2 separate regions of the Homo sapiens genome follow, and region 2 is linked to region 1. The links are chromatin contacts, found by Hi-C in ENCODE. All regions are on one chromosome and are shown on one strand. Each heading gives the region's core, a stretch centred on a gene start or an enhancer-like site at or near the end of the contact. The rest is flanking DNA. Distances are from core to core; before and after follow the strand shown. Region 1 has its middle 11 kb from the start of IL36A. Region 2 holds the start of CHCHD5 (coiled-coil-helix-coiled-coil-helix domain containing 5).

Region 1 (5,842 bases), core at 2,349-4,848:
CATACCACCATTATGTTAATAGAGTATTCAGAGTTTGACTATGTACCTACTTTTACCAACGAGTTATATTCTTTCAGATGTTTTCGTGTTACTCATTTGCATCTTTTTTTTCATCTTGCAGAACTCCCTTTAGCATTTCTTGTAAGACAGGTTTGGTGGCGATGAATTCCCTCAGTTTTTGTGTGTCTGAAAAGTCTTTATCTCTCCATCATTTTTGAAAGACAGCTTTGCTGACTAGAATATTCTTGGTTGGCACGTTTTTTTCCTTCAGCATTTTAAAATTCCATTTTCTCCTGGCCTATGAGGTTTCTGTTGAGAAGTTTGCTGTTGGGCATATAGAGACCATTATATGTTATTTGCTTCTTTTCCCTTGCTACTTTCAGGATACTCTTTTTGTCTTTGACAGTTTGATGATTATATGTTGTGGAGTAGTCTTGTTTGGGTTGAGTTTGATTAGAGATCTTTGACCTTCCTGTACTTGGATATTTATATCTTTCTCCAGGTTTGGAAAGTTTTCCATTGTTATTCCATTCCTTTCTCTTTCTTTACTCCCTCTTGAGTACCAGTAACCCATACATTTGCTCTTTTGATGTTACTCCATAAGTTTTATAAGCTTTCTTCATTTATTTTTATTCCCTTTTCTCCACTGACTGTATATTTTGAATTACCCTGTCTTTGAATTCACAGATTCTTTTCCTCTTGTTGTTCAGTTCTACTGTGGATGGTCTCATTGTATTTTTAATTTTTTTTTTCTCAGCTCCAGAATTTCTATTTGAGTTTTTGAAAGTTATTTCATTATCTCTGTTAAATTTCTCTGACCAAATTTTGAATTGTTTTTTGGTATGTTCTTGAAGTTTGCTGAGCTTCCTTAAAACAGGTATCTTGAATTCCTTGTCAGGCAGTTCTTCCATCTCCATTTCTTCAGGGTCAGTCACTGGCACCTTATTTTGTCTGCTTGGTGAAGTGAACATTCCCTGATTTATTGTGATTCTTGTAGCCATTTGTAGATGTCCATGCATTGATGTAAGTACCTAATCTAGTCTTTGCAATCTGGCTTTGTTGGGGAGCTTCCTTTAGCAGTAAGCCTGTCCAGAGATTCAGAGAAGTTTGACTGGGGAGGTCCCTAAGCCTGTGACCATTTCAGCAATTGCAGCACTAGGAGCTGCTCTAAGTCCAGGATCACAATGGCCAGAATCCTTTGGCAGCAGAGGCTGAGGTAGCACTGGGTCACATCCAAAGCTTAGAGTCTCTGAGACCAGCACAGCACTACATAGGGCATGCTCAACACCATGGCCACTATGGCCTGCCCACTGCTGGCAGTGACTTGTACCAAACTGAAGTCCATCTCACTGGTGCCACAGGTTCCTCTCTGGTGCTGGGGTAGATCTAGAGGCTTCATCTACAGGTATAAGTCTGGTGGTAGGGATCAAGTTGTTTGCCCTGTGGTGGGTTTTACTGTGGCAGGCATGGTACTGAGTTCCAAGGTGAAGTCTTACTCTTAATTCCTTTTTCTTTCCCCAAGAGATAATGTCTCTCTCTATACTGCACTGCCTGGGGTTAGGGAAGGGGTGATGTGGGTAATGTAAAACTGTCCTTCCTATTCTCTTCAATGTATCTGTTATTATTATGATGCTAAAATCAAGTACTGTGATCTCTCACCTGGTTTCCTTTGCTCTTGTGATTTTTTTTGTGCATGAATAGTTGATCAAATTGATGTTTCTGTGTGGGATGATTAATGCAAAGTCCTACTTTCCTCCTTCCTCTGCCACTCTCCTCTAAAGTTTTCTTCCTCAATTGAATATAATGTTGGCATTGCAGTTTTATAAAAATCAACACTAAAATAAGTGTTAAAGTTAATTAATTCTGGAATATCCAATAGAAGAATTAGTCATTGGATATTCACTCATATATCCATGCTATGCTAATAAATAGTGGCAGGTTGTTACATCTGCCAATTTATATTATTAATTAAAAGCTGATGACACATTAGCTTGTGACATGATTATGGTTGTAAGTGTTACAGCATCTCCATCCTGCTACAGGCTGTGTGATGATTTGGTATTCCCACCTCTTTTCTCTACTGTGAAAAACTTTGTTTGTTCAGTCACTGATACCTTGGACTTTCACTTGGCACAAATGTGAGCTCAAACAAAAGCTCAAATATGAGTCCTGACATCATGTGGCTGGACTCAAGGGTAAGGTGTTCATTCTGGTGATACAGAAGAGGCTATGATGACAGAGTATAACCAAAATGAAAACACCAATTTATAATAATCTCATAGAAAGCATGTGGAACCCAGAAAACACAGATCTGGGCTCCCTGCCTTACCCAGCACATGTGAGAAATAGTGTATTATGCCATGGTTTACAAAATCATGGAGGATCCCTGCAAGGAGCAATATCTTCATTTTCAGGTGAATAGTCTGGTCCACACCTAGTTTTTACACATTGCTATAGCAAATACTTCTGCATTTGAGAAGCACAAGCTCTAGGCTAATACTCATTGAATAATTTGTTTTCTTTGGACCTTTAGCAATTGGTGTTATAGAAGGTCTGATGCACTAGGAGAAGGGGGATTCTGGGGGCGGGGGCGGAATTAGTAGTCTTATAACCATGCCACCAGAGATTCACAATTGTAGATAAAACAGGTGAGCGGGTTGTTTCTCTGTCAAGTCGCTTTGGGGCTGATATCCTCTCACCTCAGGACTGCTGAAGGGTAATGGCTGTTTCCTGAATCTGGACAGGAAGACTTTGTCTCATAATTCATTAACAACTGGGCATGGGGACTGAAGATGCTGCCCACAGAGTGCTGAAAACAATGGTCATAATTAATAATACATGTCAATAAAATATTGTTTTGTTTCTTAGACTGTTGCTGTGAGAAATCAGCAACAATTACCTTGAGCAAGATGGCAGAGCAAAGTCTGAGACATGTCATCATTAGGGCTGTCCCTATCTAGCAGGGTGTCAGCAAATGACCTACCCAGGGTAGAGTCACCCAAGGTGGAGCACCTGTGCAAATGTCATTACGTAGTGGCACAAGTACAGTAATGTTCAGCACACCTGTATTTCCCAAACTTGAAACTACATTAGAATCATCTGGATATTCACTGAAAACCTAGGGCACTTGTGCTCGCTCCATGCCTAGTAGATTAAAATCCCCTCCTCCAGAAATTGCAACTTACTAAGTTTATGGTGGGACCTAAGAATTAATATTTTACCAAAGACCCTAGGGAGTGCTAATTTCTAAGTAAACATGGGAAATACTCTTCTGGACCATCCAGTGGAGTTTTGTGTGTAAAAAGACACAAATTAATCATGCTTGGAATGATCTATATGCTTCTATAGAAATAAAGAGATATGTAACAATACATACCTCCTGCTTTTTTTGACATTTACTTTTGTAAAGTTGTTCTCTCTTGAGTGATTTAAAAGCAAATTGAAGGAAAATGACTTGTATAAAAAGTTCACATCCTCAAATAAAATTTTTCATATCCCCAAATTGGAAAGAACCGAAATTTCCATCAAGCAGTGAATAGATAAACAAGTTGTGGTGTATTCAATGCTACTTAGCAATAAAAAGAAATCAAGGATGTGGGTGGTGGCACGCGGCACGGCAATGGCAGCAGGCGGCAGCGATCCACGGGCTGACGATGTAGAGGAGGACACTTCACAGCTCCTTTTTCCTAAAGAGTTTGAAACAGCGGAGACCCTTCTAAATTCAGAAGTTCATATGCTTCTGGAACATCGAAAGCAATAGAACGAGAGTGCAGAGGATGAACAGGAACTCTCAGAAGTCTTCATGAAAACAATGAAACTACACAGGCCGTTTCAGTGGTTTCGAAAACAGAGAGACCATTGCCAGTGTTCGTAGCTCTAGAAAAACCTTCATAAATTTGAGTTGGTCTGTTTGGCCAACCTTTGCCCAGAGACTGCTGAGGAGTCCAAGGCTCTAATCCCAAACTTGGAGGGGTGGTTTGAAGATGAGGAGCTGCAGCAGGTTCTTGATGATATCCAGACAAAGCACAGCTTTCAGTATTAATCCCTAAACATCACTGCTGCTTGGAGAAACTATGGCCCCACAGGGTCTGGGGCTGATTTGCATAGACATTTCATTGTAGAAGACAGTTGGGAATTCCTTTGGAGAAAACAGCCCAACTTGCTGTTGGGTTAGGTTGCTGTTTCAAATAATTCGTAGGTCCAGGTGACATGTAATCTTGGAGCAGCCTTGTGCAGTGGCTGCCAGTGGCTTCCTGAGTGTGCCCTGGGAAGTGTGAGGTGGCTCGGGTGGGAGGGGGTGTCATATTAGCCACACTGTTGACTCCCTCATTCATGACTTTTGGCCCCCACGTTATCTTGTATTCTTAATACTTCATGTTTTAATTTCAGTGTGTTTATACGTTTTGAAACTAGACCAGAACATAGTAGACTTTATAGAGAAAGACCAGTTTTATCTAGATGCCAAAGGAAGAATTAAACCACTGTTATTGTTTGAGACTTTTTTTTTTTTTTTTGGAGATAGGGTCTTAACTCTATTGCCCAGGCTGGAGGAGTGCAATGGTGCAATCATGGCTCACTGCAACCTTCTGGGATCAAAAAATCCTCCTGCCTCAGCCTCCCAAATGGCTGGGGCCGCAGTTGTGCACCACCACTCTTGGCTAATTAAAAAAAATTTTATTTTATTTTATTTTAAATAGAGGGTGTGTCTCACTATGTTGCCCAGACTGGTCTTAAACTCCTGGCCTCAAGTGATCCTCCTGTCTTATCCTCCCAAACTGCTGAGATTACAGGTGTGAGCCACTGCACCTGGCCTGAGGAGTATGTAAAGTTCCTGGGCCTCTGTGCATGCCTGAGCAGCTGCTGTTCAGAGACTTCAAGCAGCTCTGTGTCAGACCCCAGGTCCTGGTAATGTGCGCTCACTCCACCTCCTGATCTGAGGGTTGCAAAGATTCATGGGAGAAGTGTGGTTTCCTGCTTCCCTTGGCGGGGTGCTGGGGAGTCCCTTGGCTCTCTGTCGCTAACAGGAGGACTGTCACCTCGCCCTGCTTTCCTTTGTTCTCTGTGGGTCGAGTTGTTTCCCTGATCAGTCCCAATGCGAGTACCTGGATATATCAGTTGAAGGTGCTGTATTTACTCACCCCTTTTTGTTATTTTCCATGAGTGCCACACACTGCAGCTGCTTCTCATTGGTCATCTTGGCCCCCACCAGCAGTTCTTAATTCTAGAGAAAAAATTAAGTTATTCAGGAGACAAAATGTAATCATAATTTACTATATAGCTTAATTGTCAGTAATGTTTATATTGCAATAATAGTGTATATGCTATCCAAAATCATGATGTAAATATTTTGGAAGGATGCATGGATGAATGAGTGTGTGTGTGTGTGTGTGTGTGTGTGTGTGTGTTTATGTAGTAGGGAGTTAGATGAGTTGTGTATGACAATTAAAACTATTTTCCATGGAAGGATGTTAACACATAATGGCTCAAACAGAAAAATCGAGAAATAGCACCACACTCATAGTACTTTGAAAAATGGAGGTAAATATCAAAAACAATTAAAAGAGTAAAAACTGGTTTTCTCTGAGCAGCAGGAAATAATGACTATTCTGTTTTGTAACAAGACTTTGAAGCCTGAGAAAACAGACTATGTTTATGTGAAGCTTTTGTTTCTGGAGATGAAAATAGCAGAGCCAAGAGGAATGATGAAAAAATTCATTGTTGGACTATATGGAAAACTCAGGCTGTGTTCATGGTCTTTGAGTGAACTATTTTCAAGTAAGTGGTCTACCCCTTGATATTTGAATTTAAGATAGTTTACTTTTGTTATTAATACTCTTTCTGT
Region 2 (5,842 bases), core at 1,118-3,617, 410 kb before region 1:
ATATACTATTCATTAAGTGGAAGTGGATCATCATAAAGGCCTTCATCCTTGTCCTTTTCACATTGAGTAGGCTGAGGAGAGGAAGGGGGGTTGGTCTTGCTGTCTCAGAGTGACAGCGGCAGAAGAAAATCTGAGTATAAGTGGACCAGTACAGTTTAAATCCATGTTGTTCAAGGGTGAACTGTAAACTGTTTGATTTAATGGGCAACCCACGCACCCAAGTGGTTATAAGTGGTACTACAAAATGTATTATAAAAATACCGTAGAATTTTTTTTTTTTTTTTGAGACAGAGTCATGCTCTGTCACCCAGGCTGGAGTGCAGTGGTGTGGTCTCGGCTCACTACAACCTCCGCAGCAATTCTCGTGCCTCAACCTCCTGAGTAGCTCCAGGACTACAGGTGCCTGCCACCATCCCTGGCTAATTTTTTGTATTTTTTGTAGAGACACGGTTTCACCATGTTAGCCAGGCTGGTCTCGAACTCCTGACCTCAAGCGATTCGCCCACCTCGACCTCCCAAAGTGCTGGGATTACAGGCGTGAGCCACTGCACCCAGCTGAACACAATCTGTACCTTCCATGTACTGATTTATGTCTTTGTCTGTAACTCCTGTCCACCTAAAATGTACAAAACCAAACTGTAATTCTACTGTCTCAGGCACACTTTCTCAGGACCTCTTGAGCCTGTGTTCCCCAGGCCATGGTCACTCATATTGGCTCAAAATAAATCTCTTTAAAACATTTCAGTTTGGTTTTTCTGTTAACAGGTGGTTAATTTTTCCTAGTTCTTTAATGAGATCCCTAGAAACCGGGTTTAAGACAATTGATTTTTTTTTTTTGCTTTCTCGGTCAGATAATTTCAGAAACTCCCTCCCTGTGCACCTGTGGGCATTCCCACTTCCACACACCAACAAGACAAGGTTAGACAGATCTTCTAAGGCAGCTTCTAAGGCCTTTCAGCATGTCAAAATGCATCTTTGGGGTATCCGTTTCTGAGTACCAACAAGGGAACGGAATGGGTTAAGATTTCATTCTCTCAGTAGAGGAAAATCTAGGGATTCATTCTACATTTGAAGCCAAAAACAGTTATCTGACTCCTTCCAGAGCCTTTAAATGTTGATCCCTTCCCCTCTTCTCCCATCAAACATACACTTGGAAGTTTAAGAAGAATGGAGGGATCTCAAGGTGTAAAGTTTTCTTTCTGTGCGATGACCAGTGCTGGTCCTCGGATGTCAACTGCCAACCAGGGTAGCTCATGGTTACAACCTCCCGTACAGCTCTCACTTATCCAGAACTACTGAGGCTCCAAGCTCAGTATCAAACTGTTCACTTGCACTATGTCCTCTATGATGTCACTGTCATCATCATTTTACAGACACACTGCGACTCCAAGTGGTCGTTACTAGTTCACAATCAAGTAGCTCTCGTTCATCTTCTCGTTCATCTTCAACTCTATGATTAACTGCAAAATGTTCTGCTCATTTTGACTAGAGTCTTGAAAGATCTGCAAACGAAACGGCAGGACTGATGCTCAGTTCTCTGACCAGGGGATATCCAGTCTCTTATGTGGGGAAACTCACGCCCAGGTCTAACCTCACACTTTTAAGACAGATGAGAAGGAAGGGGGAAATGTTGCTACATTAGGAGGAATTAATTACAAAGAGAGGAAGTAACTAGCTTGATAGTCTCATGGAGTCAGGATTAAACGCCATGTCTGTCCTGGCGTACGCTAAGGGATGGGGAAACGTCTGGGTCCCAGGCTGGGTAAATGGCAGGCCCAAGCCGAATTAGTTCGGCTCTTGGTTTGACTCCCTCTTCCCTCCTGTTCCAAGCGCTCGCATGAACCTGGGTGCCAGGGGGATTATCAGCGTCTGCGCAAGGCCGATGGTGGCAGCGCGGCGTTAGGAATCAGGCCCCCTATCCCTGAGCCCAACAGCCTACCGCTACAGCACCCAACGAAAATGGGAACAACATGTTGAGACGCTGCAGCAACAGCAGGCGCTTCCCACCAGCTACAGTCGGAGATTTGGAGCGCTTGTGTCTGAGGCTCAATCCCGTCAGGTGCCGCGCAACTCAGCGGCGCATTCTCTTTGGACCCGAGGCACCACCATACTTTCCATTGCTTACTTCCGTTAAACCCCGAGCGCTGCCATGGCAAGCCGGAAATAGGGATGAAGCAATTTAGCCAGAAGAGGGCGGAAGTGGCTACTCAGGGCGCCGCCATGACGAGCCGGGCCGGAAGAAGAGGTAGGGCGCCGCCGTGACAGATTAGTCCTAAAGGGAACGGGGTTGTTAGTTCAATTGGCTACCGGAAAAAACCAGGCTGGGCTGGGCGCCGCCATGACAACCGATACCGGAAAAGGCGGGTCGTTCCCCCCGGACAGCCCTACGCCGGCAAAGGTCTCGAGATGTGAGTAGTGAGAGCGCCTACCCCATACGTGCTGCCGCTCCCCTTCTTTTACCCAGTGATCTAGACCTAGTCTAGGACCTCGGGAACTAGGACCAGCCTCCCTCCTTCTTGGAGATCTGACCCTCAGGATTCAGCGCCTTCGCTCACGAGCTCCAACCCTCCGCATGCCCAAGCCCCGCCCTCTAAGCGTTTAGGCCTCGCCCCCTCTCGCGCTGCTTAGGACTTCGGTCCAGTCACTCTTCACCCAATCTCTGCCCCCAGTACCCCAGGTCCGGCCTTCACACTGAAATCCTAAGACTACAGACTTATTTAGGGACCTCTATGACTCCTACACCCATCCTCAGAGCTCCAGGTTCCTCCCCCTTGATCACCAAACTTTACCTTTTGAACCTTCCAGATCTGCCTGGGACCCCAGTCCTCACCTATAGGGTCCACAGACTTGTTCCTAGACCACTCTGACCTTGCCCAGGATTCCCAGAGCACCAACCTCATCCAGGGCTTCCAGACTTCACGCCCCTGGGACCTTGAGTCCCGCACCAGGGCCTTAGGTTTCATCTTGAAGACTCTTTGGCTAAGACACTCTTCCCCAGGACCTGAGACCCCACCTCTTGGAGCTCTAAACCTCACTTTTAGAACCCCCAAACCCATTAAGGGCTCTCAAGCTCTCCCTGGAATTCTAGATCTTTCTTCTAAGGCCCCAAGTCTTCTGTGCATGATCCCCAGGCCTACTGGGGGATGCCTGGATTTCAAGGCCTGTCTTCTAGGACCCTGAAGGCCTACCTTACATTAATCAGACTTTGTTTTAGAACCTCCACTCTCTCCCCAGAAGCTCCCCTCCTGCTTTACAAGCCCCAGGGCTGGGCCTCACCTCTCCACTTCTTTGGCACCATCTCAGGATCCTTCAGATTCCCACATCTGCCCTGAACTCCTAGTCCTACTTCAGACCCAGACCAGAACTCCCTTTCTTTGCGGAGCACCATAGCTTATGCCTGTAATCCTAGCACTTTGGGAGGTCTAAGCAGGGGGATCGCTTGAGCCCAGGGGTTCAATACCAGCCTCGGCAACATAGCAAGACCCTGTCTCTACAAAACATAAAAAATTAGCTGGGCATGGTGGCTCATGCCTGTGGTCCCAGCTACTTAGGAGGTTGGGGCAGGAAGATCACTTGAATCCAGGAGTTGGTGGCTACAGTGAGCTATGATCGTGCCACTGCACTCCAGCCTGGGCCACAGTGAGACCCTGTCTCTAAAAAATAAAAAAAAAAAAAAGAATTCCCTTGCTTGCCTACTGCCTGGAATGATCCTCAGCCCATCCTGTCCCACAGGCAGGCGGCCCTAGAGGTCACCGCTCGCTACTGTGGCCGGGAGCTGGAGCAGTATGGCCAGTGTGTGGCGGCCAAGCCGGAATCCTGGCAGCGGGACTGTCACTACCTTAAGATGAGCATTGCCCAGTGCACATCCTCCCAGTGAGTGCGGGCAAGTATGAGACAGTGTGGGGGGTGGGCAGTGGGGTGGGAATCTCCCAGGGGCTGAACTGCCCTACCCCCACAGCCCAATCATCCGCCAGATCCGCCAGGCCTGTGCTCAGCCTTTTGAGGCCTTCGAGGAGTGTCTTCGACAGAACGAGGCAGCTGTGGGCAACTGTGCAGAGCATATGCGCCGCTTCCTGCAGTGCGCTGAGCAGGTGCAGCCGCCACGCTCACCTGCAACTGTGGAGGTAAGAGGGGCTCACCTCAGTTCATCTCTTTTCTCCATAACATCCCCTTCATCCTTCTGGTTGTTCAGGGTAAAGACTTTGGAGTCATCCTCAGCCCCACCCCATCACCACACAGGCCTTTGCCATGCATCCAGAATCCAGAACATCATCACTTCTTGCCCCATATAGCCCCTGCTTTAATCCACCACCACCCTCACCCTCCACCTCCAGGATACCTGCCCCAGCCTTCTCCCTGGTCTCCCTTCCTCCCTCTTTTCTTGCCTCCATAAAGCGGCCTGGGTGAGCATGTAAGGACTGAAATCTGGTCTCATCACACCTATGCTTAAAGCTCTCCAGTGGCTTTGTGTCACATTGAGAACAAAAGTCCAGGTCCTTGCTGGGTTCTCTGTGTTCTTCCCTAGGCTGACTTCATCTGCCTCCTGCCTCACCCTCTCTCTTCTTTCTCACTACTCCTCATCTGCAACTGCAGAGGGGCTGGGCTGGGGTGGCCAAAAAAAGGTCACTCTTTTAAATGTATCTAATATGTAAACCAGATATACAGTATATCTGTGATATGTAAGTTTCATGGTTGGGCAATTAGAACAAAAGTCTAAAATGACTCCTTGAGGAGAGGCAGTAACGGAAAAAGGTTGAAAAATGCTCTTTTAGATGTTTACTACCCTCCTCACTGGACTGTGAGCTCCAAAGGTGAAAGTCACATCTTTCCCCAGCCCCTGTGAGTACCCTCTCCTGGGGCCCTCTCTCTGCCCCTGCAGCCCTGGCTTCTCTCTTGGGCCACCTGGCCATCCTTCTCCTGGGCCCCATGCTCCATCTTGACTTTCCAGTCATTCTTGGTGATCATCCTAGACTGATCTCAGAGGAAATCTGACCATGTTCTGCTTCTACTTACAAACCTTTCCATGGTTCTCAATTCCACCAGCCCAAGTCTTAATGCCAGCACAGCCCACAGGGCCCTGTGGGATGCAGTCCCTGCGACCCGTGGTCCCACCTCTCCTCTCTTTCCCCCTTAAGCTCTATGTTCCAGCCCCAGTGAACATGCAGTTACTCAAGTGCACGTCTCCGCTGCTTTTGTCCAGCTGTTTCCCTCTGCTGGGACTGCCCTTCCTAATCCATCTCCTGGCTAATTCCTATTCCAGCTTAGACGGCACGTCTCTCAGAAAACCTCCCTGATGTCCCACCCACTTCCCGCCCCTGTCTTCAAGTTCCCAAGGTCCCTGAGCCCCTCCATCAAGGCTCACATCCTATGCCTGTGTCAAGGGAGCTCTTGGCTGAAGATTGGGGTGATGCCCTTCTTACCAGGCCCTATAGGCATTAATTGTTTCTGTAAGGCAAGGATAAGTGAATAGTTCAGACCCCTAGGGCAGAAACTACGACCCCTGAGAGCCGGAAGGAACTTAATTCTCCTCAGGAAACGTTACCTAACGATCACATACTGTTCTCAGTCAGCTGCTGGGGACATTTCTGTCTTTCAAGTTTTTTGGGCATCTGAACAGTAAAGACCCCATCCTCCTATCTTAGAGCCATTTGCTGCTTCCCTCCCTGGACCAGCAACCAGCCTCTCTCTGGTCTCCTTGTGGCCACCCCTGCCCTGACAGTCTTCTCTTCCCTGGCAGCCAAAGAAGCTTTTAAAAATGGGAATTAGGGCCGGGTGCGGTGGCACATGCCTGTAATCCCAGCACTTGGGGAGGCCGAGGTGGGTGGATCACCTGAGGTCAGGA

The links. A loop is a pair of places that touch in the nucleus more often than their neighbours do. Pooled maps may share reads with other maps.
Region 2: a pooled map shows a loop between it and region 1 (5-fold over the local background). The contact joins the promoter of CHCHD5 here to the enhancer-like site in region 1. A Hi-C loop is called at or near these places in 4 of 50 pooled maps.

What each region holds. Positions count from the first base shown.
Region 1 is chr2:112,991,898-112,997,739 of GRCh38, forward strand. It overlaps the pseudogene POLR2DP1. Among named protein-coding and RNA genes, the nearest start is that of IL36A, 11 kb to the right of the region's middle. RefSeq lists an enhancer at 4,920-5,079. Within about 2 kb of position 3,599, at least 2 of the 41 ENCODE cell types and tissues checked have a DNase peak (open chromatin) inside an H3K27ac peak, as active enhancers do.
Region 2 is chr2:112,582,242-112,588,083 of GRCh38, forward strand. It overlaps CHCHD5 (coiled-coil-helix-coiled-coil-helix domain containing 5), which reads left to right and starts at 2,368. Exons shown (of 4, transcript NM_032309.4): 1 at 2,368-2,408; 2 at 3,733-3,873; 3 at 3,959-4,124. The coding sequence starts at 2,407. LOC101927330 (a long non-coding RNA gene) reads right to left here and starts at 3,031. Exons shown (of 2, transcript XR_923204.3): 1 at 2,896-3,031; 2 at 746-2,272. RefSeq lists a silencer at 51-345 and enhancers at 1,577-2,776, 2,043-2,794, 2,092-2,261.